Linked DNA regions of Mus musculus: all the other regions are linked to region 2. The links are chromatin loops, found by intact Hi-C in ENCODE. Cell type or tissue: left cerebral cortex. All regions are shown on one strand. Region 1 has its middle 120 kb from the start of Mir5124b. Region 2 overlaps Ptprg (protein tyrosine phosphatase, receptor type, G). Region 3 overlaps Ptprg (protein tyrosine phosphatase, receptor type, G). Region 4 overlaps Ptprg (protein tyrosine phosphatase, receptor type, G). Region 5 overlaps Ptprg (protein tyrosine phosphatase, receptor type, G). Region 6 overlaps Ptprg (protein tyrosine phosphatase, receptor type, G). Region 7 holds the start of Ptprg (protein tyrosine phosphatase, receptor type, G).

The links. Peaks named below come from ENCODE experiments on the same cell type or tissue, not always from the same donor. Only the 100,000 strongest peaks of a DNase experiment are listed, where the experiment ranks them.
Region 1: it touches region 2 in a loop (5-fold over the local background); 3 of 42 quality-filtered maps call a loop at or near these places.
Region 3: a loop joins it to region 2, with 3 times the contacts of the local background. A loop is called at or near these places in 10 of 42 quality-filtered maps.
Region 4: it touches region 2 in a loop (2.4-fold over the local background); 2 of 42 quality-filtered maps call a loop at or near these places.
Region 5: a loop joins it to region 2, with 2.9 times the contacts of the local background. A loop is called at or near these places in 3 of 42 quality-filtered maps.
Region 6: a loop joins it to region 2, with 6 times the contacts of the local background. A loop is called at or near these places in 10 of 42 quality-filtered maps.
Region 7: it touches region 2 in a loop (6-fold over the local background); 23 of 42 quality-filtered maps call a loop at or near these places.

What each region holds. Positions count from the first base shown.
Region 1 is chr14:11,158,229-11,162,228 of GRCm38, forward strand. It overlaps a transcript of Fhit not described here. Among named protein-coding and RNA genes, the nearest start is that of Mir5124b, 120 kb to the right of the region's middle. In left cerebral cortex, no CTCF peak of the experiment used is centred here; DNase peaks (open chromatin) are centred at 1,788, 2,696 and 3,900; H3K4me3 peaks cover 1,590 bases; H3K27ac peaks cover 1,103 bases.
Region 2 is chr14:12,138,189-12,142,188 of GRCm38, forward strand. The region is part of intron 8 of Ptprg (protein tyrosine phosphatase, receptor type, G); the gene reads left to right. Among named protein-coding and RNA genes, the nearest start is that of 3830406C13Rik, 140 kb to the right of the region's middle. In left cerebral cortex, a CTCF peak has its summit at 1,923 (motif pointing left); DNase peaks (open chromatin) are centred at 1,669, 1,846 and 2,448; H3K4me3 peaks cover 253 bases; H3K27ac peaks cover 1,526 bases.
Region 3 is chr14:11,817,215-11,821,214 of GRCm38, forward strand. The region is part of intron 2 of Ptprg (protein tyrosine phosphatase, receptor type, G); the gene reads left to right. Among named protein-coding and RNA genes, the nearest start is that of Gm52128, 250 kb to the left of the region's middle. In left cerebral cortex, a CTCF peak has its summit at 2,314 (motif pointing left); no DNase peak of the experiment used is centred here.
Region 4 is chr14:11,913,140-11,917,139 of GRCm38, forward strand. All of the region lies in intron 2 of Ptprg (protein tyrosine phosphatase, receptor type, G), which reads left to right. Among named protein-coding and RNA genes, the nearest start is that of Gm52128, 340 kb to the left of the region's middle. In left cerebral cortex, a CTCF peak has its summit at 2,028; a DNase peak (open chromatin) is centred at 2,899.
Region 5 is chr14:11,641,009-11,645,008 of GRCm38, forward strand. All of the region lies in intron 1 of Ptprg (protein tyrosine phosphatase, receptor type, G), which reads left to right. Among named protein-coding and RNA genes, the nearest start is that of Gm52128, 70 kb to the left of the region's middle. In left cerebral cortex, a CTCF peak has its summit at 2,074; DNase peaks (open chromatin) are centred at 201 and 3,026.
Region 6 is chr14:11,809,933-11,813,932 of GRCm38, forward strand. The region is part of intron 2 of Ptprg (protein tyrosine phosphatase, receptor type, G); the gene reads left to right. Among named protein-coding and RNA genes, the nearest start is that of Gm52128, 240 kb to the left of the region's middle. In left cerebral cortex, no CTCF peak of the experiment used is centred here; a DNase peak (open chromatin) is centred at 1,571; H3K27ac peaks cover 2,148 bases.
Region 7 is chr14:11,551,666-11,555,665 of GRCm38, forward strand. It overlaps Ptprg (protein tyrosine phosphatase, receptor type, G), which reads left to right and starts at 1,888. Exons shown (of 30, transcript NM_008981.3): 1 at 1,888-2,667. The coding sequence starts at 2,583. In left cerebral cortex, a CTCF peak has its summit at 2,417; DNase peaks (open chromatin) are centred at 589, 1,089, 1,825, 2,475 and 3 more places; H3K4me3 peaks cover 3,660 bases; H3K27ac peaks cover 3,165 bases.

The DNA of each region.
Region 1 (4,000 bases), 980 kb before region 2:
ACCTCCTGGTCAATCACTTCATTGCTCTCTATGCCTGGTACATAGTTGAGGCCCTAGAGAAGCCAGGAGCAACCTGTATGGCTGTGTTCAATGTTTAGGACTGACCTCCACTTCTTTACCTCCTGACCCTACCTCCTCCCTTTGGCTGGGACCTCCATTTGTTTTTCCTTCCCTATCTGTCACTGAGTAATAAAAACGGATACCTTTATCACTACTATCAACCTTAGAAATAAGTCACTGGCTATCGCCCCTAAATCATTCATGAGCTGGGGGACAATTGCCTGAACTTAACCTGAGGATCTTGGGCCAGGTTCTCTTCCATTCTACAGGTAAACAAAAAGCGTCACTGACATAAGCCAGCTGCTTTCCAGTCTACATGGAGCCATGGGTCAGAGACTTCTCAGTCTTTACCATATCCCTGATCATAAGAATGTGTCACTAGGCTGACAAGATGTGTTTTTAAGAGTGACAAAACTTTTAAATATTATGGCCCACCTTTCTTACTCTAAGAGGACAAATTTTAAAAAATCATTTTATTTTCACATACCAAGTTTACGTAACAATGACAAAATAAGGCATATCATTTATCTATCTGCTACAGACTATTGTGAGCTGACAGAAGCCTCAAACTGCTGGGATTTGAATCCCAGGATGCCACATGACTGATATGTATTACCTTTATCTGGGTTGTTGTTTCATCTGAGAAGTCAAAGACATAGGCACATCCATATATATGGCTCTTGGAAGATAACCTCAGAGACCGGAATTTCTCTCTGCCATGTTCTTGTTGAAGTAACATAACCTTGCATCTTACATTTCAAAGCTGCATTTCCACATTAAAAGAGTGAAGTGAGTTTGAAGGACAAGCTATGGGAGCAGAGCTCTGGGGTGCTAATGAATGCAAGTCCATGAATGTGCTCTCAGGGAGCACTGGAGGTCACAGAGGTCGATGGGGAGAACGTCATGCATAGTGATTTGTTCTGAATGTTTAGCCAATAATTTACAAAGTTTGGCCAACAATTTAGAAAGCTGTTATGCCATTACCTAATTATCCAGAAATCGTCTCTCACACGGGGAAAGGTGAGCGGTGTTTGCTTACATATCTGTGAATATATAACTGAAGGTCTCCGTGTCTTTTCAAACCAAAGGTTTGTGTAACACACATGTCACGTGTACATTTCCAATACCTTATATCAAAGTGTTAGATTGTGCTATCTGTGAATGTAAAAACAGCATCCAAACCTCATTTTCTCATCTCTGGAGGAACAAAAAAAAAAAAAAAAAAAAAAAAAGGATTGGGAACCAAAACACAACTAATGCCAAAAATAGAAGTGGAACATATTGACGCTGAACATACAAATTAAGATAAGAACACAAAAGCAAAAGCATCCGTAGCGCATGCCACCAGATATTTACAGGAATGACGTGGGGTAAGGACACGCACTGCCCTGAGGTAACAAGCAACTCGAGGAAGCCTCGGGAAACCCACTTCCCTTTGACCCAAAGGCATGAGAGAAAGACTGCTGGCTGGCTTGATTCTAAAATGAAACAGAGAGGATCCCTAAGACCTGCCAGCTCTGGCACACTGCGCACTTCTCATGTAATGACCCTCACACCTGAAGAGACGAGCACAGAACGATGCTCAGGAGAACATTTGCTGAATTAATGGAATAGGAAAACTTTTCTAACTAAAAAAGAGACTTTACAACAACTGGCCCTCGTGTGTGGTCTATAAAGAACAAATCTTGGGAACGGGGGAGGATAACATTACCTAAATGGCAACCCATCTGCCGTTCCTGGTAGCGTATTGCTATTGGAAGTAAGATGCTGGAGAGTCGTTTCCTTTCTGATATAAACCAACGGTATGACCTCAGACAAACTAGTCTGCCTTACAGGGACCAGTTTCCTCATCGCTGAAATTAAGGTGCATTCAAGCTATATGTAGCTAACATTTTTGAAACCTTTACTCCCAGTAATTCTTCCGAGAGATCTTTGAACTGGACTTAAGTAATCTCAAAAGGTTTTGTAGCATTAGCATTTAGTGCCTAATTACAGAAGCACCACTGTGCAACTGAAAGGTTTTGTACTCTATAGTTCTGTGACGTAGGGTCCTTTTCTAGAAAAAAAGCTCTCAAACAGAAGGCGCTACAATTCCATTACTTCTGTTACCCAGGGGGCTTAACTTGAAAAGTTACTTAACTTTCTTAACTTTCGTCCCCTAATCAGTTCGATGAATAGAAAAAATGATTATCTCTACCATATTGCTTTAAAAAAGATTAAATTATAACTGAATCTAATATGCTAAAATAGCCCAATTTTAATACGGCTGTGAAACCTTGGACAGCCTTCTTTTCAAGGTTTTTTGGTAGGGTAGGGAACTACAGAGTGATTTGGAGACCATGTGAACATGCTTTAGCAGAAAAAAAAAATCATATACAATACTTTGAGTACCATTTGCAATCAGGAGAGAGAGAGGGAGAGGGGGAGGGAGAAGGAGATTGGGGAAATCTTTACTAAACATTTTCTCTTACTCCTTGCATAATTAAGCATGTGGACAAAGAAGGCAGCCAAGAAGGCAGGGCATGTGGGAGTCGTAGTTCTAAGGGAAAGGGCTACCTCCCGGGGGACACTTGTAGTGAGACTTCAGTTCCCAGAAGACATCTCGTCCGGCCAAATGGCACATTGGTATCTGAAGTACCTGGCAGGATGGGTGCAATTAAGCAGGACTACAAGTCCCAGAACCCTCCGCAGCCAAGGGCTTGAGCCATAAAATGGAGCCTGAAAAAGGAGCTTTCAGGTACAATCAGCTTAAGCACGGATGCTCTTAGGGCTGCCCTTGGCAGAACAAGCCTAGCCCTGATTAGTGTTTCTCTAAAACAACCGCTGGGTATTTTCAGCATATTTCGGAGACCGATAATAAACAGTTTTCAACCGACAAACTTTCGGAAGCCTGGCTTCAGTGCTGATTACATTTGCAAACAGCTTCTCTGGTCCACTAGAGCAGGGAACATTAGGCTGGTTTTTATCCACATGAGGACCGCTGGGCTGGCCGTCCAAGGTCGTATGACAGAGGCAAAGGTGGCCGAAGTTCCAGCAACCTGGCTCCTTCCTTCTACAATCTGTTTCAGCTTTCAATTCCTGAGTGTAAAACTAAAATTAAAAACCACAAAGGCAGAGGGTCCAACCAGTGACGAGTTCTCGAGCCACAGTGAATTGATGTGGGTTTGTTTTTCTTTATTGTATGTTTTAAACTTATCAAAATGCAAAGTCTTTCCCAAAATATTGTTCTCCGTGAACCCTGTTCTGCAGCTGCCCTAGAACCTGTTCAAACCTTTTGGGGCACTTAAGCTAGGTGTCTGTTTAACACAGACCTGTTTGGGCTTCCTGACACTTGTCTATGGAACGGAAGAACTATTCAAAAGTAGCCACAATGACACCTCGTGGACCTGCTATCGCGACCCGGTGCCTCAGTTTACCCCAGGGGAGGGTTGAGGCTAGGACATGTGCTCGAGAGCTGGGGCGCCTGAGTCCATCCCGAGACGTCTCATCAGGTGAGCGAGTTCTCCTGTCAGATGGCCACTATCAGGCAAGCGGTGCTGGCCTGTCCCCGCCCCGCGGGCCGCAGGGATACTGACCAGACGCGCACAGAAACCCAGCCCGCGCCCCACATTCTGTTCCACTTGGGCTTGGCTCCCGCGCCCCTACCTTCCAAGATCTTGGTGGCTGGAATGAAAGGCAAGAGGGCGGGAGCACGGGACAGGAGTGCCGCCTGAGCGTGTCCCCACTGGGGTGGACCTGGGAGCTGACGGGAAAAAAAAAAAAAAAAATCCCACAGCAGGCCCAAACGGGACGAACTACAATCCCCACAGCAACCTGCGGTAAGGGGCGGGAGCCAAGGTGGCTTCTCATCTGAAAACAGGCGCAAGAGCCAATACGCGAAGAGCACTAGACTACGCTGTACCAATCGGGAACCAAATGTCAGTATCAACACTTCTTAGAG
Region 2 (4,000 bases):
GCATCAGTGTGTAAGTTCTGGGCACACTCACTCTCACAAGCATCAGTGTGTAAGTTCTGGGCACACTCACTCTCACAAGCATCAGTGTGTAAGTTCTGGGCACACTCACTCTCACAAGCATCAGTGTGTAAGTTCTGGGCACACTCACTCTCACAAGCATCAGTGTGTAAGTTCTGGGCACACTCACTCTCACAAGCATCAGTGTGTAAGTTCTGGGCACACTCACTCTCATAAGCATCAGTGTGTAAGTTCTGGGCACACTCACTCTCACAAGCATCAGTGTGTAAGTTCTGGGCACACTCACTCTCAAAAGCATCAGTGTGTAAGTTCTGGGCACACCTACTCTCACAAGCATCAGTGTGTAAGTTCTGGGCACACCCACTCTCACAAGCATCAGTGTGTAAGTTCTGGGCACACTCACTCTCACAAGCATCAGTGTGTAAGTTCTGGGCACACTCACTCTCACAAGCATCAGTGTGTAATTTCTGGGCACACCCACTCTCACAAGCATCAGTGTGTAAGTTCTGGGCACACCCACTCTCACAAGCATCAGTGTGTAAGTTCTGGGCACACCCACTCTCACAAGCATCAGTGTGTAAGTTCTGGGCACACCCACTCTCACAAGCATCAGTGTGTAACTTCTGGGCACACCCACTCTCACAAGCATCAGTGTGTAAGTTCTGGGCACACTCAGTCTCACAAGCATCAGTGTGTAAGTTCTGGGCACACTCACTCTCACAAGCTCATTGCCTCTGCGGCTCTGTGCTTTGAAGGCAAGAGAGACCACGTGACTCTCAAAGTCAAAAATATTTCCTTTGTGCACTTTTTATTTCTATAAATGCCAGAGGCTTTTCTGGTACAGAATCCTGCAAAGGCCTCTTCCACATTACCCCAGTGTTCAGAAGCCCACTGTCTGGGAAGATGAGAGACAAGCTGGGGATAGATCAGGAAGAGACTTCTTTCCTATTGTACTTCTCAACTAGGACGCATGTGAGGAGGCCTTCTTGGTACCTCTGGCCTGGTCCAGGGAATCTGAGGCAAGTATGGGCCTTAGTTACAGTCTCCTTCCCCAGCAGGTGGTCCTATCCCCAGAGGCTTTAACTCTGCACTTGCCATTCAAAGTGATGGCGCTATTTATTATAGGCACGGCCTCCTGACTCCATCATTAACTTACCTACAGACCTTATGCCTCCATTGTTCTTGTTGGTTTGTTTGGGGTTTTGATTTATTGGTTTCTGAGTCAGGGTCTCACCATGTCACTTAGCCTGGGCTCAGATTTAAGAACCTCCTGCCTCAGCCTGAGAGCATCTGTGATTTTTGGCATTGAACCACCACATCCAGCCTGTTTTTATTTTATTTTTTTTCTATATCAAATTGTATGTAATCCTATTTCACATATATAGGAAGAGGTAGATCATATGTCAATATTGGATCCTGAAATGTTTGCAGCCGCTGTCTATGATCACAGCGACATTTCGGGTGAAATCGTTTTAACTTTCTTCTTGCTTTTTTGTACTATATGAATCATCTTACTCTGCATAGAAGAGCCCAGCCATTTTCATTTCAAAAAATAAATAAGGATGGTGCATCTGCATGTGGGTGCTAAGATTATTTATGTGGTTGTGATGTAACTGCTGGAGGAATGTGTCCCTCAGGGCCACCGCTGATTGCGGCAGGAGAGGGAATGGTTTCAGGAAACACAAGGAAAGAAAGAACGTGGTGGGAGGTGAGAGCTGAGGACGGTAGGTCATCATCGCAGAGTATAGCACGTTGCCGATATATGAAGCTGCCCCACTGCCAGTGTTAAAAAGGATGCGATCGCCTGTGGATCTCTGCTCACTTTTCCATCCCTCCCTCGGTGCTGTCTGGAGAAGCCTAGCAAATTGGACTATTTAAAAATAGTACATTGTCGCCCCCTAGTGTTTCTTCTGTTATGTCACATTTGGCCATTCCAGAGTTCTTCATAGTCTTTGAAGGCAAATATGTGGCAGCTTGATGCCCACCCCTTGCATTGGGGCGCTCTGAAAGGCAAGGAGCATGCCTCACCAGTCCCCACATCTTCCTGTTGAAGCCACAGAAAGCACATTTCTCCAACAGACGCAAAGGAGCCTCTTGCCAGGCAGGGCCGCTCTCCCTCACAGCTGCAGCCTGAGTGCTTCTCTGCAGGAGTGTGGCCAGAGACTCTTAGAAACTGCCTTAGGTTTGGTAGTCTGGGTCTGGAAAAGAGGTGTGTGTCTCTTGGGGGCTTCTGGAAGGTTCTGTGCTGTTCCCAAGAATGGCTGCGGTGTGAGCTCACCTCTCACTTAGCTCCTTACCTGACAGAGCCAGCAGGTGTTCTATTACCCCCCACCACTCGTAAGTCCCTCCCCCTGCCCTGCCCGACATCTCAGTTTTGCATTGTTTGTTCTAGAACTTGCCATCTTCCTAGTCCGAGTCCTTGGCTTAGTGTGCAGACAGTGCTGCGGACACCTGGACAAGCCTCCTCCTCCTCCACCTTGGGGGCACAGGAGTCTGTCAGACAAGCTCATCCAAACACTCCGGGCTTACTTTTGTATTGGTTTCCAGAGGCTTCAGGAAGAAAGGCCAGAATTTTAACCTGGCCTCTAGGCTTCCCAGTCCTGGCTTACCCATCTTCCTGCTTTGGTCCCATCACGGTCCTGTACAGACCCTGGAATACTGCTCCTGTGTCCCTTCTTCTGCCTCCACTTCTTCCCCAACCTCTACCCATGTAGACTTGGCTCAGCTCTCAATTGAAAGAGCCTTCCACAAGGGAGTCAGCCCCCAATAGAGTCGGATTCTTCTCTGAAGTGCTCCTGCAGGATGTGACGTCCTCCCTCCTGACGTCTATCCAGGCCTTGCGCTCAGTATCAGCTTAACATGGGTGGTTCCTTCCAAAATCTGCATTTCTCCTTGGAGACTGAGGGACATGGGCTCTGTGGAGACATTTGTTTGTGTCTAGAGACAGGTTTGGCTGTCTTAGGAAGATAGGAGAGTGGCACACTTGATCATCCAGACTGTACATAGCAAACATTTGCCATACCCACCACCCTACAGGCTGATCCGGAGCCTTCAGTACCACGGGGAGTTGGCCCTGGACAGCTGTGGCTCTGCTGTGTCTCCTTAAGCTCCTGAGCTGCAGGGATGGGCAGACAGATTAGCCTGACTGTCCCTTACTACCCAGGGTACCACCAGTTCAGAGGAAGCCATCCTTTCTCTGGGTGCCTCTGCTTTAGCATTATTGGAAGACGCATTGCATTTATGCTTTGATCTGCCTGCAATAAAATTTCATCTGCAAATTTAGCTAGTTGTCTGGTCCTCCAGTCAAAGAGTCTGTCTTGAGGAAAAGTCAGAGGAGAAAGCTTCATCAGCACAGGGTCAGGTGAGGAGGGCAACAGCCATAAGTTGTCTTGAAAACAAGGGGGCAAATTTGAATATGGATATTGTACGAGAATCCTATTGAGTCACTGTGTGTTTTCTTAGGTAGGGTAATGGTAGTGAGGCTAGATGAGGGAATGTTCTTGTTCTGAAAAGTTGCAGGTATGAGTATTTAGGGCTGAAGTACAGAGTGTCTACTAAGCTAAAACGTAGGGAGCAGGGCAGGGCTAAGCATGGTGGCACATGACTTCAACCCTGAGGCTTAGGGCATTAAGGCAGTAGTACCATAACCTTAGAGCAAGCCTGGGCTATATAGCAAAACTATGTCTCAGAAAATAAAGAGAGAGCTGGGAAGATGGCTCAGTAAGCAATCACAAGAATCTGTGTTTGATCTTCAGAAATGTGTGTGTATGTATGTGTGTGTGTATATATAAATATATATGTATGTATATGTATATACGTATATGTATATGTATGCGCGCCAGGTGTAAAATGAAACCCCAGAGGGAGCATGTGACCTCAGCACCAAGTAGGCGACCTGTCCTTGGGAAGTTCCAGGCCAGTGGCTTCCTCCTGAGAAATGACACTCTACATTACCATCCTCTTCCACACTGTGGCACTTGTG
Region 3 (4,000 bases), 320 kb before region 2:
ATTAGTAGTAATAGATTTTGGAACTCCATGTGAATGCAGACTTTTGGGTCTATCATGCTTTCTGCGGGGATATAATGTACAGTCGAGCAGACATTTTTCCAGTACAGCAGATCTGTACTTGTAGCTTGCCTGCTCTCTTCTTCACTTAGCATAGCTCGTGTTCCCAGTTTGATTGTGTACTATACCTCCTATCCCGAGAATTGCTGCCACGGAAGCCCTCTGGACTATTTGAATACTCCCTTCCTGGATATCTGGAGATGGGGAATAGAGACACACAGTTTGAGCTGGGGACCAGAGGCTGGTGGGTGTGGGGTGGGGTGGGGTGGGGTGGTGTGGGGTGGTGTGGGGGTGGTGTGGAGTGGGTGTGGGGTGGGATGGGGTGGGGTGGGGTGGGGTGGGGTTGTGCCGAGGAGGCAGATTGTTATCGCTAATGCATTGGGGCGGATCAGTGCCTCTGTGTCTTTCTGTGCACATACTTCTCTCTCCACCCCTAGAATCCATCCCTGTTGCTATTCTTCCTTCATCATGCCTCTTTCACTGTGTCATGTAGCCCCATCCCTAAGACCTAATATTAACTCATTATAAAATACACCTAACAGAAAATTTACCTTTCAAACTACATATTTCAAAATCTTAGAAATATAGTTTAGTTCTTCTGACCATCTAGGCTCCATCCCTTCTGTCAGCTGGTATGGAAACCTGATACCCACTGAGCCCTTGTTCTCAGTTCACCATGTCTCTCAGACTTTTTTCCCTCAACAGGGTTTTGTTTTGTTTTGTTGTTGTTGTTGTTGTTGTTTTTTGCTAGATAGCCTAAGCTAGCCTCAAACTTGTTGCAGTCCTCCTGTCTCTCATTACTGAGTGCTGGGATTATGGTGTGTCCAGCCACTCTTGATAGGTTAAGATAGAGAACTTACTAGCTAGGTATTTTTAAAAAAAATAGATGGTAAGAATTTTTTTTTTTTTTTGAGCCTATACTGTGAGAACAATCTGACAGGAACCCTGGCAGGGCACCTCCCATTTTCCGCTTGCTAGCAGCCTCCTTCCTAAGGTCCAGCCCTGGGACAGAACATGAGGTCTCTCCATCTTTTGCCTGAGTAAGGATGCACTCAAGGTCTTTAGTTCATTTCCTGACTGTTTCTCACTGTGGGATTAAAGGCTGCCCTCCGCTGTTATGTTATCAATATGTACCCAGGTTCTTATAGAGAGCTCTAATCATTCGCTCATAGCTCTGTAAAGGATCTGCAGTGTTGAGAGCCTATAAATTACTCAATCGTGGCTGCTCTTGGTTGCCCATTGACCATTTAGCAATTAATCTAGAGAAATTCCCATGGTGGTAACTGAACAGGTAGAATTAATCCCCTTTGTATGTGAGGGCAATGAGCCACACAGAGTAAATCATTTATTGTAAGTCACAGAAACAGCCTTCTTTTGTCGCACTGTCACTCAAACTGACATCTTCCAAGTTAGTTCCATGTGAATCCAATTCCAGCATGTTTTTCTCTGTGTGTTGTTCCTATGTTTTCGCAGATAAACACCCCTCCTGGATTTTTGGCTATTTTTTCCCCTGATAAGTTCCCATCTGACTCCCCCGATTCTTGCGTGTGCCTAATCGTTTTTCTTTACTCTGTTGACTTACTCTCAGGTATTTAGTATTTGATACTTCCACACTTGAGGCATATAAACTGTGTTATGGGCTGGAGATATGTGTGGCCCCGGGGAGGTAGAGAGTTTGCCATCCTTGCAGAGGATCCAAGTTTCGTCCCAGCACCCAGGTTGGGTGGCTCACAAGAGCCTATCCAGTTTTAGTTTAGAGCAATGGCTCTCAATCTTCTTAACGCTGCGACCCTTTAATCCAGTTCCTCAGGTTGTGCTGATCTCCAACCATACAATTATTTTTGTTGCTACTTCACAACTGTAATTTTGCTATTGTTGTGAATCATAATGTAAATATTTGATATGCAGAATGCTCTTAGTCCGCCCCTGTGGAAGGGTCATTCTACTCCCAAACAGATTTCGACCCACAGGTTGAGAAGCCCTGCTTTAGAGGATCTGATACTTTGACCTCTGTGGGCACTTCTAATTTTGTTCATAAAACACCCCAGATAAACACACACAAATACATAGTTAAAAATTAAAAAACAACACTATTACTTCAGAAATGTCAGATTATACGTTCTTCTTTAGAACATAGAATCTTTAAGATTCGAAGGTCCTTTTAAGATCTGTCAGTGGGTATTTGAATCAAGCATAGGCAGAGAGTGTGAGTGGTGAACTTGAGTTCATACAGCCCTCCAGTGGCCAAGATATGACTGCTGAATCCATGTGCCATTCTGGATGTCAGGTATATAATATCTCCTTTGGCAAACCTCATCCATTGATGGTGGCTGTCTGGAGGATTATGAGATAGTAGTTCTGATTAATAACATCAGCCAAATATACACCAGACACCCACATTGTAAGGCAATGTAAAAGTTGTCCTTTCTATAGAGCACTGAGAAAACAATTGACATGTCCATGTCCACGTGCCTTAGTCCCTTGATTATATGTCCTTTTGCCTATAAGTACTGTGTTGGTTACATGCTTATGTGGTGGCTTATGTGCTCAGGGTGACCTTAGTCCCAGCATACAATGTGATAGTGATGGTTCTTGGATGTAGGTAGAATATTATTTCAGAATTTTAAGAGTCAACCTGCAGACCTCACACAAGGTCAAGCAAAGGCTCATGTTAGTCTGAGGTCGGTCGTTATTTGCTTTAATTTTAACTGTTGAAATACTGATATACTTCTATTGTTTGATCCCGGCTCACTGTTTTCCTTTTGGATATTGGGCTTTTGAAATTGGGATTCATTTTATTTTCGAATCAAACTTAGTTTTCTTGAACTCTGGGATAAATGTCATAAGTCTGGCTGAACTAGGCTATCAACCAGGACAATGAACATCAGAGCTAGAAAAATCTGTTACGGGAGAACTGACCTGTAGTCTCTATCCAGCGGGCGCATCTCCCTCTTCCAGTCTGTAGTTCCAACATCAGCCACCGAAAATTTCCATACGATATATCCAACCCCCACCTCCCCCGCAGGCAAACTCCTCCCTGCCTGAGCGTTACCCATTCAGATGGGTCCCTGTTTTCAGTAGATTAGAATGGCCGCATTACTAGCTTCTTTTTTGTGGCCCATTTGTGTTCTGGGTGCTGAAAAGCAGCAGGAGACCATGAGGGGAGCTATGGATGCTCTTGCTGTTGGGAGGGCAGCTTTTTTTCCACTGTAGAACGGGGCAGGAAAACCACAAATGCAGAAGCCCATATTACAATAAGTGGCACCCCTCTACTGGTAGCCCAGTTCAAAATGCAGACAGCAAAGGGTTTTGTGGCTGGGTGTTTCTGTTCATTTTAAAGTATATCATTATCAATTCCTTTCTGTCTTATTTCTACTCAATGGATTGACTGTTCCACGGTGCTTGTAAAGCCAATTTCATTCTTTAAAAGAAGACAATTTTGGCATTCAGTTTACAAAGCAAGCATGTGACCAACATAGTGGTTATGATGGAAATATCATACAATCAAGGGATTAAGGCAAGCGAACTTAGACATGTGAATTATTTTTCAGTGCTCTATAAAGAAGATAGTTTTTATGCGACTTTAGATTGTAGGTACTTGGGGTCTATTTGTTTGAACAGGCAAATGGGCGTTCATTCCCTGCTGGTACTGTAATTATGAAGCACACTAGAGTAACATGTGACTGCTCTAGAAAATGGGTCAGAAGATGCCCATTTTAGGGTAGGGCGGGATTGAAATCTTAGCAGCTCTCAGCCCCTTTTCCTAGTAATGACTCTCCAACTTTTAATTCTGATGCTTTCGTGTATGTTTAGGGAAAGACTGTAAATTAACATTTAAGGTTTATAAACACAGTGCTTATATCTAGCATGCTAGAATAGATCATTACAAATACTTTTACCAAACTCTATACTCAGCAATTTAGCAGTAAACGTTGTCTTCCTT
Region 4 (4,000 bases), 230 kb before region 2:
AACTCAAACAGGTCAGGAAGCAGGAGCTGATGCAGAGGCCATGGAGGGATGTTCTTTACTGGCTTGCTTCCCCTGGCTTGCTCAGCCTGCTCTCTTATAGAACCCAAGACTACCAGCCCAGAGATGGTCCCACCCACAAGGGGCCTTTCCCCCTTGATCACTAATTGAGAAAATGCCTTACAGTTGGATCTCATGGAGGCATTTCCTCAACTGAAGCTCCTTTCTCTGTGGTAACTCCAGCTGTGTCAAGTTGACACAAAACTAGCCAGTACACTTACCGACTGGTGAACCACACAAGCTTTTGTCTCCCCTCATGTCATCTCAGGGTCAAAGTCCCCAGATACCTTTGCCTTCTGGTACATCTGTGTTAAATGAGGATTTTTTATTGCTTTTCATCATTGTTCTTGAAGTGAGTTCCCCAGACCTATTTTGTTGGGGGGGGCCTTCCCCACACCCACCCCCCCGACAATGCTTTTGTGGCTCAGGGGAGACTCTTCCCACAGGCTGACCTCCTTCTCCACTGCTCATGTGGTGGTATTTCCAGTGCTTCTCTCTGAAGCATGCATGCTCAGAGAAAATACCAAAGGTTGATGGTAGGCCCTGCTACTCTGCTAATGCCTCAGCCTGGCCACACTGCAGTTACCCTTTCATTCATACGGCCATGCTTCAGAGCCAGCTTGGGCACAGAGTAGTCCTTAGACAGAGCACTGAGCTGGAAAGCTGGAGAGGAGAGCGTTAATGAAGGGTTTGCTTATATGGTGCTTGATTTTCTATTGTGTGAGCACATGAATACCACCTGTGCTCAGCTGCCCTGGCTTAGTGTAGAGGTTTGAGTGTACATTGAGGTCCCTGGCAAACTCTCTTGGGCCAAGGTCATTGCTTAGAAACTTCTGTGCTGGGATATCAGGAAGCATAGAACTCCTGAGCGCATGTGTTTTCCCAGGTGAGAGGTGTTAGCAGAATCTGGGCAGGTGGGAGTGGTGCATCCCAGGCTCCCAGGCTGTGAGGCTCAGAAAAGCTGTAAATACTGTCTGCTCACATTGCCTTGGTGATCTGTAAAAGATAAAGTGAGAGATGAAGACAGGGTTGGCCTGTAGAGCTACCCTAGTTAATGAAGTAAGTAGTAGAGAGTGAGGAGATTCATGGCATCTGTTCAGCTCTGAAAAACCCAAGATGGGGAGGGGGGGGGCTAGATTTAAGAGAAAAGAAGGGACGAATTAAGGTGAAGATTTTTCACATTACAACACAGGTAGGATGCTTTCCTTTGTTCTTTATAAGATTCCAAACTGCATTCATTATTCTTCTTGGAGCTGAGTGATAGCATTGGCCCCTGAGAATATTTAGAGGTGAAATTATGTAAATCCAGTGGCATTAAAAAAAAGAAAGATACAGAGGTCCTAACGAAAACATCTCAGTGAGACTTGGGATGAAGAACTTAACACATCAGGTGGGAAAGAGATGTGGGAGAGAAACCAGTTTGGAAAGAGGGAATTATATACTTCTAACTTTAATTGAACAATGTATCTGGTGAGGGAGTGGGGGTGACTACCTAATAATTCTAGGGTGGAGTCAACTGATGGTAAATTGTTAAAGTCATCGAGTTGTCTCATTTGAAGATCTCACAGAATGTCCTCCATCAGCCATTAATCTAACACTAGCTCCCAGGTTGGCTCTAAGATTCGAACTGAGGTTTAAGCTGGGCATGACTGTGTGGTCTTCGAGGACCTGGGTGTAGTATATCATATCATTGAGCATTACACTGCTTCAGTCTGTGTTAAGACTTCATTTCCGAGGCTAAATGTTTATTATTTTGGCCCAGTAGAAAAATGCTAGATCTTTGAAAATGGAAATGGTTAATGGGTCCCCCCTCCGTTATGGGAAATAAATGTTAGATAAATTGAATTTTAATGCTCAAGGAATCCCAGAGGGTGATGAACACCATTAGCTAATGACAATAGGTTGGTACGTTCAAACTGTCTTTAATTGAAAAGCAGTATTTATAACCTGCAATGCCATGCTGTACCACAGGATGGTTAGGAGGAAGTTTTGAACATTCCATGACTGCGTGTGAATTGAGCATCAAGCATGGAATGGCCCAGATGTACTTGTATGGCTAAAGTCTATTTATATGGAAGACTGTTTGCCAAACAATACCAGAATCTGCCTAGAACCCTGCTTGCTCAGCTATAATGAAGTGTCATATTGCCCCACAGTTCCCCATTATTAAAAAAGTCCTTTCCTTAAATTTACTTTGGCATAGGAGTGAGCTGGGCAATTATCATACTGTGTACCCTAGGGAGCTAAAGACATATGTTATGTGTCAGTTTCACTGAAATAACAGCATCCAGAGTCATATACACATCCATGTGTATATTCAGCAAGACTTTAACAAGAGATGATTTTAATAGTGTTGAAATAAAATAAGAAACCAGTGTTCAGGAATTATTATTTTTTTCTGTCATGCCCCAAACAGGTAAAATGGTAAGATATGTTGTACTTATTAAAGAACAGAAGTCCCTAGTTAGACGTTGAATTGTCAAGTTCATTATTTCTGGTGACTGTGTCCTTATGTAAACCCAGAAAGGAAAGAGCACAGGGAGAAATTAAATGTGTTTATTGAAAGCCAGAATGTTCTATATGTGAGCTGTATTACATTTCTATTTTTTCTTCCTCCTCCAAACTGGGCTAAGAAATTAATTTTAATTTAGTGCATTAATTACTGACCTGCAGTACGTCACTTCATTGCCCACCCCACTACTATGCACATACACCCCTGCATAACCTCAAGATATACTGGTATTTATTATACAGGAAGAAAAGCATGAGACAGAGGATTAATATTCCAACTGTATGCAGAATCATTCCAGAACCTTCCATCTGAGTCATCATAATACTGTTGTCTCTCAACCACTATGATTCATGGGTCGAAAATATCTAAGAAGACTGTCTTCTAATTTCTGTTCTAAATTCCAGCCAACATGGAACTTCATAGATACAGCAGTTACTAAACTGAGAGGTTAAATGTAAGGAGACTGAAGGAAAATAAGGAAGGAAAAACTAGATAGGATTGCGCTGAGCTGGGTATTGTTTGTGTACTTTGGAGCTACCACTACTTGGGAGGAGGATGGCTTGAGCCTAGGAGTTCAAGGCCAGCCTAGGCAACATAGTGAGTGAGCATCTGCCTCTTTGGAAAACAAAAAGTTTAGGGCTTGGGGTTTGGTTTAGAGAACTATGCATAAGGTTCAGCTCTCATTGTTGATGTTGAGGGAGGATTGTACTGATGTGTTGAACTAAATGCTCTTCCTATATCTTCCTAGGGGCACATGTTAAGAGTTCTAACTACCCACAACAGAGGGGCACTTATATGTGCCTTCCTTTCTCAAGAGTCACTCTGGCTTTCTTGTCATTTCTCTTTGGACAGACAGTGACATCCAGGAGGAGCCTCTCTGACTGGGTATTTGTCTAGGATTTTCATTCTAGAATAGGGCCACAGTGTGTCTCGCACCTCTTTAATGTGCTACTCAATGAACATGGGTTCGTTTTATTATCATTTTCATCTTGAGCATTGCTTGATGTTAACAGAAAGTTGGGTTGAAGATGTGTTAATATTTCCCATGACTATTAGCTTAAAGTCTCTCCCTTATATCACTAAATCACTACAAATAAAAACTGGTACTGTGATCCCTGTTGCTGTCTATAAATATCACCTGACAAAGAGCAAAGAAAGCGGTGTATGTTTAACAGGGAACAGTTGAGAATTAATGCTGAGTTAAAATGTTGTCACACAGATTAGTCAAGGCATACCCACACAAACAGTCGGTCTCTGATGCTTTTCTCTTTACTGTGAACACTGAATAATAATTATTTTATGAAGGTAGTGCATTGTAAATATTTATAAACAGAAATGTAAAACAGTGAGACCACAGTGAATAAATTATTTTGAAATATTTTAAAAATCTCACTTTTATATGCTTTTTAGTAAAAATTATTCATGGTGATC
Region 5 (4,000 bases), 500 kb before region 2:
GGAAGTTCCTAAAACTGATCAGGTCCAACAGGCTCCTTCCTGCCAGAATAAGCAGTGAAAGCTGCAAAGAAGATTCTCAGAGAGCCAAGCTGCAAAGACTACACGTGCGATCAGACCAGGTGCCTGGAAGGAACAGGAAGCAGCAGAGCTAGTGAGGTTTAGAACAGTAGAGTCACTTGGGAAGACTCCAACCTGCTCAGCTGCCTTGGCGCTGTGTAGTGTGCTTCAGCTGTCACCCATGCTGGGCTGGGCTTTGGTGATGCAACTGCCTCTGAGTCATTTCTGCTCCTGTAAGTCCTCACCCACATTCCTGTAAGTAACCCCAATAAAACTCACTCTTTTGTATCCACACTTTGGTCTGTCATGGGTTCTCTGTCTGGGGTGGGTAGACATGTGTGTTCTCTCTCGTCACACAACAGCACTATATTCAGCAGTCTCTCCATATTGTTCTTCCTGTGGGGCAGGTGGCCCCCAGTTGAGAGGAGCTCCAGAAGGATCCATCTCTCATTTGCTCCTGAGTGTAGGGAGGGCTGCAGGGGCTATGGAATCCCCCACCCCCAAAGTGTTGTGTAGGGGAAGTTTCCAACATGAACACTGGATATTGTGGGGGGTGGGGTGGAAAATATGTTGGCTAGTAGCCAGCATATTCATTATCGAGCAGTTTATTAGAAGATGAAGGCCTTGGAATCTGTTGGGCATTGCTTCCAGAAAGTACTTATTGAATTGTTTACATATAACTGATAAACCTCCTCCTGTATATTGTAGTTTACCACATCAGTCTAGAGAAATAGTTACTCTGTATTGTTTAATAAATAGTGACAAGGGGAAACGTCTCCATATTCGGTACAGGCACAGTTTTCTGATTTTACTAAGTTATTTTCCATCTGTGGCTGGGTGGATCTGAGGGAGTGAAATTTATGAGTAGGGAAGGCTAACTGTGCATAGAGATGGTCAAGGTAGCTTTGAAAAAGCACTGACCAAAAAAGACGCATGTTGTAAGATCACTCACAGTATAGAGGTGTGCCTGACCTGACAATTTATTGTATACGCTTGTAACATATATGCGGATTAAATTGATCTGTATATACGAGGACCAGACATTCTGTATCACATCCACCATGCTTACCCTGCATTTTAAATTCATGTTGAGACTGTTCTATTCTTTTAGAAAGGTTTATTTTTATTATTATTCCTTCTTTTCCTCTTATCTTGCTCCTGTCTTCTCTTTCCCTCCCATTCCTTCTCCCTCTTTCCTCCCCAAATCCCTTTCTTCCCATTGAGACAGGGTCTCTGTGCACACTGCAGGGTCTTTAACACTGGTTGTCCTGGAACTCACTATGTGGACCACTCCAACCTCAAAATTCCAGAGATCCACAACACCCAGCTATCTATGTATGTATGTATGTATGTATGTATGTATGTATGTATTTATTTATTTATTTATTTATTTATTAATTGTGTATTTGTCTATGTGCACGTGAATGTAGGTGTTCTTGGAGGCCCAAGGAGTTGGGCCTTCCTGAAGATGGTTCTGAGCTGCCTAACTTGAATGTTGGGAACTCAGTTTGGGTCCTTTGGGAGAAGTTTGTATGCTTAAACCTGAGAACAGTTTGTATTCTTAAACTCGGAGCTATCTCTTCGGGTGCCTCCCTCCTCCAATATATATTTTAATTATGCATTTATTGTGTGTAAACTTGTAAGAGTCGGTTCTTTCCATCATGTGGATCTCAGGATTCAAATTTAGGTTGCAGACTTAGCACTAAGTGTTTTTTGCAGGTAAGCCATCTTGCCAACCCATAGTTCCCCATTTCTTTCAGGCTTCTTTTCTGCTAGTGCCCTGCCCACTTCCTCATCATTTCTCACAGTTGTACAGGCAATCTTCGGTGAATGGATCAACATCTATTTTCCCATCAGTTTGTGGATGGACATTTACTGTTTCTAGACTTTATAAACAGTGCCTTGATTTACAGCATATCATTTTCAGGTACCCAGGCAGGAAGAGACAGGCTTGAAGCCCCATGGTTCTAGCTATGTATTTAGAGCTGTCTTTGTTTGGTTGAGCTCCATTCCAGCCTGCTGTTTGCTCCTTTATACTGCCCTCTTGCTGTCTAACTCTTCCTTGCTCACCTGGGAAAACTCTTCTGGGGTAAAAGCCAACTCATGTTGGCATGAGTGATTACAGTTAACCTTGGCTCAGAATGCTTTCAGTTTCAGTGAAAGCAGCAGGAGCCAGAGTCTGCTACAATCAGTGTATCAGTGCCTGGTTACTCTGAAGAAGAACTGAGAAGGAACAAGTGTGGCAGTGCGCAAGAGAAGCTGTTCAGTGGAGTGTACTGGGTGGTGCCTCTCTTGTTCTGTTGGCCTTGGATGTCCCCATGGAAGCCCAGTGCAGAACATGGGAAGTGGACATCATGCTACACATTCGGGGATACTGTTTAAGACTTTTTATTGTATTTGTGGAGTGCCAGATGCTTGACATATGTCTTCAAGGTTTTTGTTTTGTTTTGTTGTTTTGTTTTGTTTTTTTAAAGCTCTGACTGTCCTGGAGCTTGTTGTGTAGTCCAGGCTAGCCTTGAACTCGCAGAGCTCTTCCTGCCTCTGCTCCATAAGTGCTGGGATAAAAGGCGTGAGGCACCATGCCTGACGCTTAAGAAATAAAGGTAGAATTCTTGTCAGCTTTTGCTTGGTGTGTTTGTTGCTGTGTTTTTAGGTGGATAGGTCTTTATACTATTCTACTTTGGCTTCTTGTCTGCGACTATGGTTTTATGGGTTCAGCTTTCTGCTGGTGACAATGGATAAGCAATTGATTGGGTTTGGGAGGGAAGGGTCCTGGGCAGCTGCAGGAATTAGTGCTGGATCTCAGATTGCTGTGCCATGACTCTGCATGGCAGGGCCTTGGTGCTGGCTCTCGCGTTCTCCTGGTTTGAAGCTGACTATTACCTCCCAGCAGTCCAGAAGCCGGGCTTCTCATTTACTCATTCACCTGTTTGTCATTTTCTCTACTCTGTGTCATCTGGTCCTAGAATAGTGCCTAGAATACCACTGGTGTTTGAACAGATGGAATAGATGAATATTATAGTAGAAATTTCTTGCACAAGAAGGGTGGCCAGCTGCCTTCCTGAGGAAGTCCTTAATTCCACTGTGTATATACCCTCTAGTGGCTGCACATTTTGGCCATGTAACTGTGATGTTAAATGTCATTTTTAAGTTTTTCTTTTGAGTTTGTGTTTCCCTGAGTGTTTCTAATCTGAAACAAATGGCAACTTGATGGGCCATAGCTTTGATCTCAGGTTAGCAAGTAGTGTTAAAAATTGTCTACATTCCCAATTCACATGCGAGTAGTGAAATCTAGAACCACTGTGAATATAGTGTCTAGACAAATGTAAGATGAATAGCTCTAAGGATAAAAGGGACGCACCATCTGAGGCTCTGGTGGCCACTCTGCGGGGCCAGTGGTTTTCATTTTGGTGATAATAGTTTACAGATTCTAGTCCATGGATTTCTTCTCCAGGGGTATCCACCTTTCTAACAGTGCATTTACCCGATTGTGTTTTCTGACTTGGTTAGGACTCAGAATCTTTAGTACTATTGAATGCCAGGTTTAGTTTTTTAATTGGACCTGGGTCCCCCCTGGGTCATTTCCAGCATCCCTGAGCACTGACCTGGCTTCTGCTTTCTTTCCCCCATTTCCTCATCTCATAACTTTACTGTTTTAATGTGTCATCTACTACATAAAAATTTTTATTGACTTAGGACATGTAGACCAGGCTAGACTTGAACTCAGCCTCTCAAGTGCTGAGGTCAGAAGTAGTGCACCAGCTAATGGTGTCCCTTTCTTTCCTTGGGATCAGTTGTGCCTTGTTTCCCCCTTGGTCTGTTCCTTAACTTCTATTGCTCAAGTTTCCTTTAGCGATTAAAACTGAAATAATAAGCATCATGGCACTTCTTTCCAACTGACCCTGTGGTGCAGTGGTGGCTGCCTTTGCCCTCCTGGTTATGA
Region 6 (4,000 bases), 330 kb before region 2:
TGTCCTCAGAATGATTCATGACAAAGGGCTGACAGGGAAAAAAGTCTTCTAGGTACAGAGTAGAGTCAGAAACTATCTCCTTCCTTCACAGGGACTGTATTTGGCCACAGGTGGCCATTGTAACCCCCGCTGGAGCTGCAATCCTGTCTTCTGCTGTCAGTCTCGTGAGGTTCTATACCATGACATAGGTGCAGGGAAAGTTAGTTGCTCTCCTGAACTCCTGATGATTCTTTGGTCTTGACCTCAGATTTCTGTGTTGGCAAATTTCACCTTCAGTGAGTCAGAACTTGTTACCGTTTCAAGTTAAAAGTCGAGTTACACCTTAGAATATACAATGTGCTTTTTATGGTTTCTCGTGGAAAATACATTGTATCCTTCCATGACTGGAATGTTATTTCAGACTAAAACTTTTGGTAAAGATGAAGTCATTCCTATACTGAACGTGGACTATAAAGACCTCATCTCCCCTAAAATAGTTGCAGTATACAATGTTCTTGCTTGTTTCTGAGTCAGTTTAATGTCTAAGAAATAATGTGCATATATGTATATATTTTTATACACATTTCTTTAGGATACTCTATGTGTTAGGTACCCTGAAATACAGTGAGTTCATTTTTAATCTTTGCTATTAACTGAAGTCCCTGGGAGAGGAGAGGAAGCCCCAGCTGTATTAAAATTCATGTAAAGATCACTGGATAGACAGTTGTAATTGTTGAGAGTTAGAACACTTAAGATTCAAATTCTACCTTTAGGGCCCTGAGTGGCTACTCCTGACCCCACTGGCTTATAACTCTTGTGCGAAACCTTTGTAGCTGCACTCACAGATCCCCAGGTCCTATGGGTCCTAAAGCTAAGAATGTCATCATATTGTGTCCTTCCCACATTTTCATAGTCTGCTGTGCCCTGCCTACCTGATGCCCTACCAGAGTACTTGACGAAGTACCTCTCTCATGGCTTCCTTTTGTTCCTTTACTATAAGAACTTCAGTGAACTTGTTAAAACATGTTATGGGGTGTGACCTGCTTGGCTCTGTTTTTGGACCACAGGCACTCACATTCTACTCCAGAAGAAACTCTTACTGCCCTTTTGAAATAAGAGGTGTTTTCCATTGACAGTACAACCAATTTTACAAAGACACAGACGATGCAGTCATTCACATCTTATAGGTAACAAAACACAATTGGTCTCCTGACAGGCAGGTCCTTTAGCGTGAGAATCGAAGGAAACCTGCCTGATTCCACTGCGGGCCCCTGCCTTACTTACGAGTGAAACAATGGTTCAACTAGCATTGTGCAGGTTCTGGCTCAGGGAACATGCTGGATGTTCTGCAGTCAGAACAGGCCATTTCCTCTCTTAGTGGGAAACTCTTCAAGTGTTCCTCTCAAAACAGAACGCCCAGGATTATTTTTGCAGACTTCTGTGGAGTCATTTTTGGACAACACCCTGGAACAGGAAACCACAGTTGCTCCTAAATTTGCACAAGATGGAAATAGATAACATTCTTGAGCAACCACAGCCACACTTTGTGCCTTCAGGTTCATGGAGTGGCAGATGGCTTGTGTAATGATTTTCATACCTGAACAATTCACAGGATCCTCTGGTGTGGGGGATTTCATAAATTCAGAGGGCTTGTTTTAGGAACTGGAAGTGCAGGGAAAGTGTGGAGAGTGGAGGAGAGAGATGTTCTATGAGTCAGGCTTTGGGGAGGTGTTCTTGGGAGATGGATTGCAAGCAAAACCGTCGAGCAGTGCAGATGATGCAAGCTGTGTGCAGTGGTCCCCAAGGCTGAGTTCCGCCTGTGACATTGCAGAGCATGTGATACACTTAATATAAGAGAGGATGTTGCAAAGCAACTAAGTAACATCACAAAGTAGCTGCTTTCTGACATGTTCCTTTACCGGGGTGAGAATCCAAAACTGATCATGGGAGAGATCCTAGGCACACATGCCTTTCCCCGGCAAGGATGCAAGACTTGGATTCCTAACTTGTTCACCCCGGACGCTATCCCTGAATGATTTTAAGTCTATTTCTGCTGATTTATCAAAGCTGAGTTGGTTAAAGCAAACTTGGATTTTCACTGATACTTTGATTTTCATGATTAATCAGCTAAATTTTGCTTATGTATATAGCATATGCAGGTTTGCTATATTTTTATGTATGTGCGAGTGTGCATGTGTGGAAGCCAGAGATTGAGTTCAAATGTTTTCCTTCATTCTTCTCCACCTTACTATTTGGGGTTTCAGAGTCTCTCGTCTGGCCAGTGAGCTCCAGAGACCCGCCTGTCTCCGCTTCTCCAGTCTCCTGTTCTGAGAAGCATCAGTGGATCAGGTTTTTCATCCGGATGCTAGGGATGCCAAGCGAGGTCCCCATGCTCATACTCCAGACTCTTCGCCCACTGGCCTTTATCCCTGGCCCCATGATTGATTCTTAATTATTATAAATTACAATACTTCCCACTGGCCTTATTCCCTACCTGTTAGCCAGTCGCAGGCCCCTAACTGAAAGCAGGAGCCCCCTTTATCTCCACGTGTCTGGCAGCCCCTTCGTCCAGTCAGCATTTTGGGCACATGCATTGTGAGACACTGTAGAAGGTGTTCTTGCTCACACGCCATCTACATTTGTTGGTAAGCATGTTCTGTGTTTGAAACCTCTTGGGCCTGTTGAAGCTCTGTCTGTTCTCGGTGGTTTGTCTCTTTGCTGAGAACAGCCTAGACCTTTGTTAGCTGTGATGCTTTGCCTAAACTTTGCCTCCATGGCTGTGTATGCTACTGCTCATGGAAGACACATTTAAGCCTGACAGGAAGGAAAGCTCCACCTTAGGGAAATCTTAGGGATCAATTTTTGCAAAGCACGTCTTTGAAACCTGATCCACTGAGAGGCAGGACTCAGTTTTGTGCCCCCATGTCATGCCATCTGCAGACAGGTTTCTCTTTCTTTTCTTTTCTTTTCTTTTCTTTTCTTTTCTTTTCTTTCCTTTCCTTTCCTTTCCTTTCCTTTCCTTTCCTTTCCTTTCCTTGGGGAGGGGGGGTCGAGACAGGGTTTCTCTGTATAGCCCTAGCTGTCCTGGAACTCACTCTGTAGACCAGGCTGGCCTCAAACTCAGAAATCTGCCTGCCTCTGCCTCCCAAGTGCTGGGATTAAAGGTGTGCGCCACCACCACCCAGCTGCAGACAGGTTTCTTAAGAGTCTGGGTACCCATCAGTTACTTGACAGGTTAGTTCTCAGTGTGTTCCAGAACCTGCCATCATTTTCTGCTCACCTGTGGCAGGATGTCACCTGGGGATTGACCACCTCTCCCATGGTACTGAGACAGAGTTCACAAACATCACACTGTCAGCCAGCTGGACCATGCTAAGAAGATGGTCTAGGTTGGTGAGAAGAGAGGAAGGAAGCTGGCCGGCCTCTTGGAAAGTTGAGGACTCCAGCTCGGATGGCATTTACACAGCTTTTTTGTCTTTAAAAGTTTCTAGAGGGCTGGAAGAGATGGCTATGGGATTAAGAGTTCATACTGCTGTTCAACAAGCCCTGAGTTTGATTCCCAGCACCCATGCAGTCAGCTAATAACTGCCAATAACGCCAGCTCCAGGGGACCTGGCTTCTCCGGCCCTCACAGGTACCTGCCTTCAAGGACTCCTTTCCTACCCACCCATCCCCCAACCACATACATTCATAATTAAAAGATAAAGTAAATTCCCATTTTTTTCACTTCTGTGGGCTGAGGGTAATGAATAGTTCTTTAAAAAAAAACAAACCAAAGCTTCTATTTGGAAAAACATGAAGGCAAAATATCTAACTGCTTTTAGCAAAGAGGTAGGGATACAAAATACCCAGCAAATACCAGAAAATACGCAGCATCCACTGCTCATGTAATAAACTGGCTGGCAGGGCAACCTGAAATATCCAGCATGCACAGCCCATGTTATTAATTGCCTGGCAGAGGCAAAGGTTGTTTGATCAATACGAACTTGTTCATGTTTCTAGATCTTATATTTTTTTACTT
Region 7 (4,000 bases), 590 kb before region 2:
ACACTTAATGTCTTCTCAACCACCCCTCCATTGACTTTCCCTAGGTGAGGCAGACAGGCTGGCTTGCCCTTATTATACCCAGCACAGAGTGGATGTGCAGTTCATTTGTTGAACCAGCAAACAGAGTATAGAAAGAATTCAGGGTTGCCCAACAGGCAACACTTATGATGTCGCCGACCTCTGTGTGATTCAAGTCCTACCGACTGAGTGTTAAAATACGGAGTCACCTCGAAGGAGGCAGTCATTTGTGCTAGGGTCATTTTAACGTATCCCGCTCTGACTGGCACTGGGATATCCATCCCTCCAACCCATTTTTCAAGGGAACTGGTCATCATGAGCACTCAAGAGCGACCCTCGAGTGCAACAAAACCAGGAAGTGTCAAATTCCAAAGCAAACAGATTGGCCTCATTGCCTAGCACGGGAAGGGTGTTTGCGGGGTTTGGCTAAAGATAGATCTGGGGGCCCGTTCCAGGAACTTCCTGGCATTTACTAGTTTTGCACCCCAAACTTTTCAGAGGTTTTTCCTTTGGAATTGTGGGTGCGAGACTGCTTTCCTAAACAATGCCACAGACTCTCAGAGCATCTGTATAGTATTTGAAAACCGAAAGAACATCCGGTTGAGATGTTTGGGTGGGTGTGGGACAGTGCCGCGTTGCGATGAAACGGCAAGGGGACACTTTAAAAATATGTCCATATCCTTTTCATAGAGTGGCAGAACAACTATGAAAAAAATACAAATGGCTAATTACGTTGGCTCAATTACAAATTTGATGGAAAAAAAAAACCCAAACCAAAACCTGCCTCCCCTCTTTTAGCACCAACGTAGGAGGAAAAAATAGGTTGCTGAAAAGCCCAAGCGATAAAGATCTCTGTGAGAGCCAAGGGACAAAACTCATTACAGATAAACCTAGCCCTTGCATTTCCCCCGGATGCCTCTCCCTGTAGTTTACTTAAGCCGTGTCTCCTAGGACGGCTGCGGGAAACCAGTCCTGCCCCGGGGTGCTGCTTTCCCCTGCCCCGGGTGAGAGGCGCACTTCATTTGCCCTCTGCCTAACCAGGCCAAGTTGCAGCCACCTTCTTCCCGAATCCGGGGGTTGGGAAAACTCCGCGACAGACCTTCGTAGTTTGGGGAAAAGTCCACGACAGACCTTCGTGGTTTGGGAAAAGCCGATGTGGGCCTGGAGCTGGATTTTGCTAGCCTGGGATGGACTCCCGTCCCTTTCCCTATCTCCCAGAGGTAGATTCGAACAATGGAAGCTCGGAAAGGGGGAAGGGGAAACAACAACAACAAAAAAACCTCAATGAAACCTGAGTGCAAAGGCCGCTGGGCTTTGTCTCTTAGCCCGGGAACGCAGCAGGAGAGGGACGCTGGAGGTGCACCCCGTCAAGACACCGTCCAGGTGGTGAGGCCTTACGGAAGTCCCCTCTCCATGAAAATGTAGCTGCTGGTCCTTTCCTCTCCCCCAGATTCCAACCAGACCACCCTTTCCCCCTCCCCCAAGTTCCGGATCCATGAACGAGGTCAGGGATCTCTCCGAATCCGTACTTCGTCTTTAAGAACTCGAAAATGGAGCAAAGCCATGCCGACCCTGGATGGCAGCTGGTCTCTTCCCTGTCTTCAGGGTTACCAGCTCCCCTAAACGCACACCCATAGCCCTAGGCACGCCTGGAGAGGAGAGTAGTGCAAGTCCTTGGAAGCCGGAGCCCAGCACGGCCGCTTTAAGAGACGCGCGCCCCCGCCGGCGGCAGCTCGGGGATGCGCGTCACCGCGCGCCCGTGCTTGCGCGCCCCCGCCGCCGCGCGCCCCCAGCTCGCTCGCTCGCCCGCTCGCCGGCTTTAAAGTCTCTGCCAGGATCCATGCTCACATGTTACTTCCTGTATGGAGGCATGGCCAGTTTCCAGCCCCGCGCTCTCGGTTCCTCCCCAGCCTGCGCCGGAGCCACAACTTTCAGGAGCATGGACTGAAGGCGCCCTCGCCCCGGCGCCCCTCTGAGATCCTTTGTGTTTCCCTGCGCTCCACTGGCCGTTTGTGTTTTGGGGGGCTCTGCGCTCCGCCCCGCCGCTTCCCTCCCTTTCCAGGCTCGCAGACATGCCTCCTTCCTTGCCGGGGCCCTGGAAGGAGCTGCCCGCCTGAAGCCCGGAGCCGCCGCGCCGCGCACAGCCCCGCCGTCGCCCGCTGGTTCTCGGGCTGCGCTGCGCTGCCGACTCAACTTGGGGCTCTTCCGCTGCTAGCCACCGCCACCCGCGGTCCCTGCCTGCTCCGGGCCCCGGGCTCTGCCGCCGTGCGTCTTCTCCTCGCCCTGCCTGTCGGCTGGATCGTGTCTGAGCGGAAAGCAGCCCTTCTCCTCCGAGAGGATCGTCCCTAGCTTGGCTTTGCATTCCCGGTCACTTTTTGAGGTTTTCTCGGGAGCGCTTGGCAGCTTCCCGGATTCCAGCGGGACCGGTGGCCGAGTGTGGGGGGCCCCGTGTGGCGGGCGAGCCGTGAAAGCCTCCAGGCTTAGCGGAGCCTCGCTCGGAAGCAAGAACTTATTCAACAAGTTTACCCCCCCTGCCTTTCTCTTTTCGATGTGCGTTTTCGGACATGCGGAGGTTACTGGAACCGTGTTGGTGGATTTTGTTCCTGAAAATCACCAGTTCTGTGCTTCATTATGTGGTGTGCTTCCCGGGTGAGTGAGGGCCGCCGATGGGACGCGTCTCTGGCCGGCGCGCGGGGTATGCGGAGTTGTCGCCGGGGCGCGGAGCTTGGGCGCCAGTCTAGGGACCGCGGAGAGGGTGAAGGGGGGCCGGGCTACCGAGGAGGAAAGAGAGCTCTGCTTCATTGGCTCCGGCAGTGTTCTAGGAGGCTGATGGTCAGAGAGGGCAGAAGCAGTGGCGGGCTGGAAGGGAGGGTTGGGGACTCAGAGATGTGCTCTGACTGTGGCTTGGGAAGCTTGAAGCATCTGGAGTATGGGAGGGCGGGGGAAGGCGACTTGCTTTGCTGATCCGGAGCTGATCCGGAGGGCTATAGTTGCACGATAGGATGTCTGGGGAGATTGGCTGTGGGAAGGATGCTCTGTTGGTTTGAGTAATATGGGGTGCTCCCGTTGCTTCTGCGGGGATAGAAGGAGCTCATAATCGTGGCTCACTTTGCATCCCTCCGACCCTTTGTAGGGGGGAGGGCGGCGTTTGGGGATGGAAGGCGGAGGCTGGCTGCAGAGAAGTCAGGATGTGGGGAGCAGCCCGCGTTGTAGTCGCCGGGCCGCCTCCTTTCAGCCTTGCTCCCGGCTGAGGTGCGGGCTACGCCTCAGTGCAAGCGGGAGGCAGCTCCCTAGACGCGGGGGGCCTGGGAGCCTCGGGAGAGCAGGAAGCAGTGAGCAGGGAGTTTTTCGCTAGACCCCTGCTTCACTGGGCTCACGGTCCCTTTCTGTATCTTTCTTTTGGGTCCAAGTTCAGGGCGCGGGTCGACAGCTGGGTAGCTTCTGGCGTCCGGGCAGATTTTTTGGCTGTCTGGCGTGCCCTCCCTACTTTCATCTTTGCCCTTTTGCAGGCTGAATGTGCCTGCCAGATCCAGACCCAGACCCGCTTATTTTCTAGCCAGGTTAAAGCTGGAACAATATTGGCCACTCGACAATCCTAAATCACTGCACGTACCAGTGTGCAGCTCGCCGACCCTCCACTTCCAGCCTTCAGCCCACACCCTCCCCCCTCGGTGAGGGCAGAGGCCAGCCGCCTTCCTCTTCTCTTGCAGAGTCGGAGGGCTGCAGCTCAAGCTGCCCAGCTCCTTCCCAGTGGGTGAAGGCCACGTCCTCTTTCCTGGCTCAGGGAAAGAGGTGGGAGAGGGCGCGATTTGCTTTTCTTTCCTCGATCTCTTAAGGACAGAACACCCGGTTTTTCTGCTTTCTCATCTGCCTGTTCTGGAATATTTGGAGGCGGCGGTTATTCTAATCAAGAAATAAGAAACGTGCCACAATGTTTCGGTTTTCCTTGGTTAATAGCAGCCTGTGTTCTGGCTGCCACAGC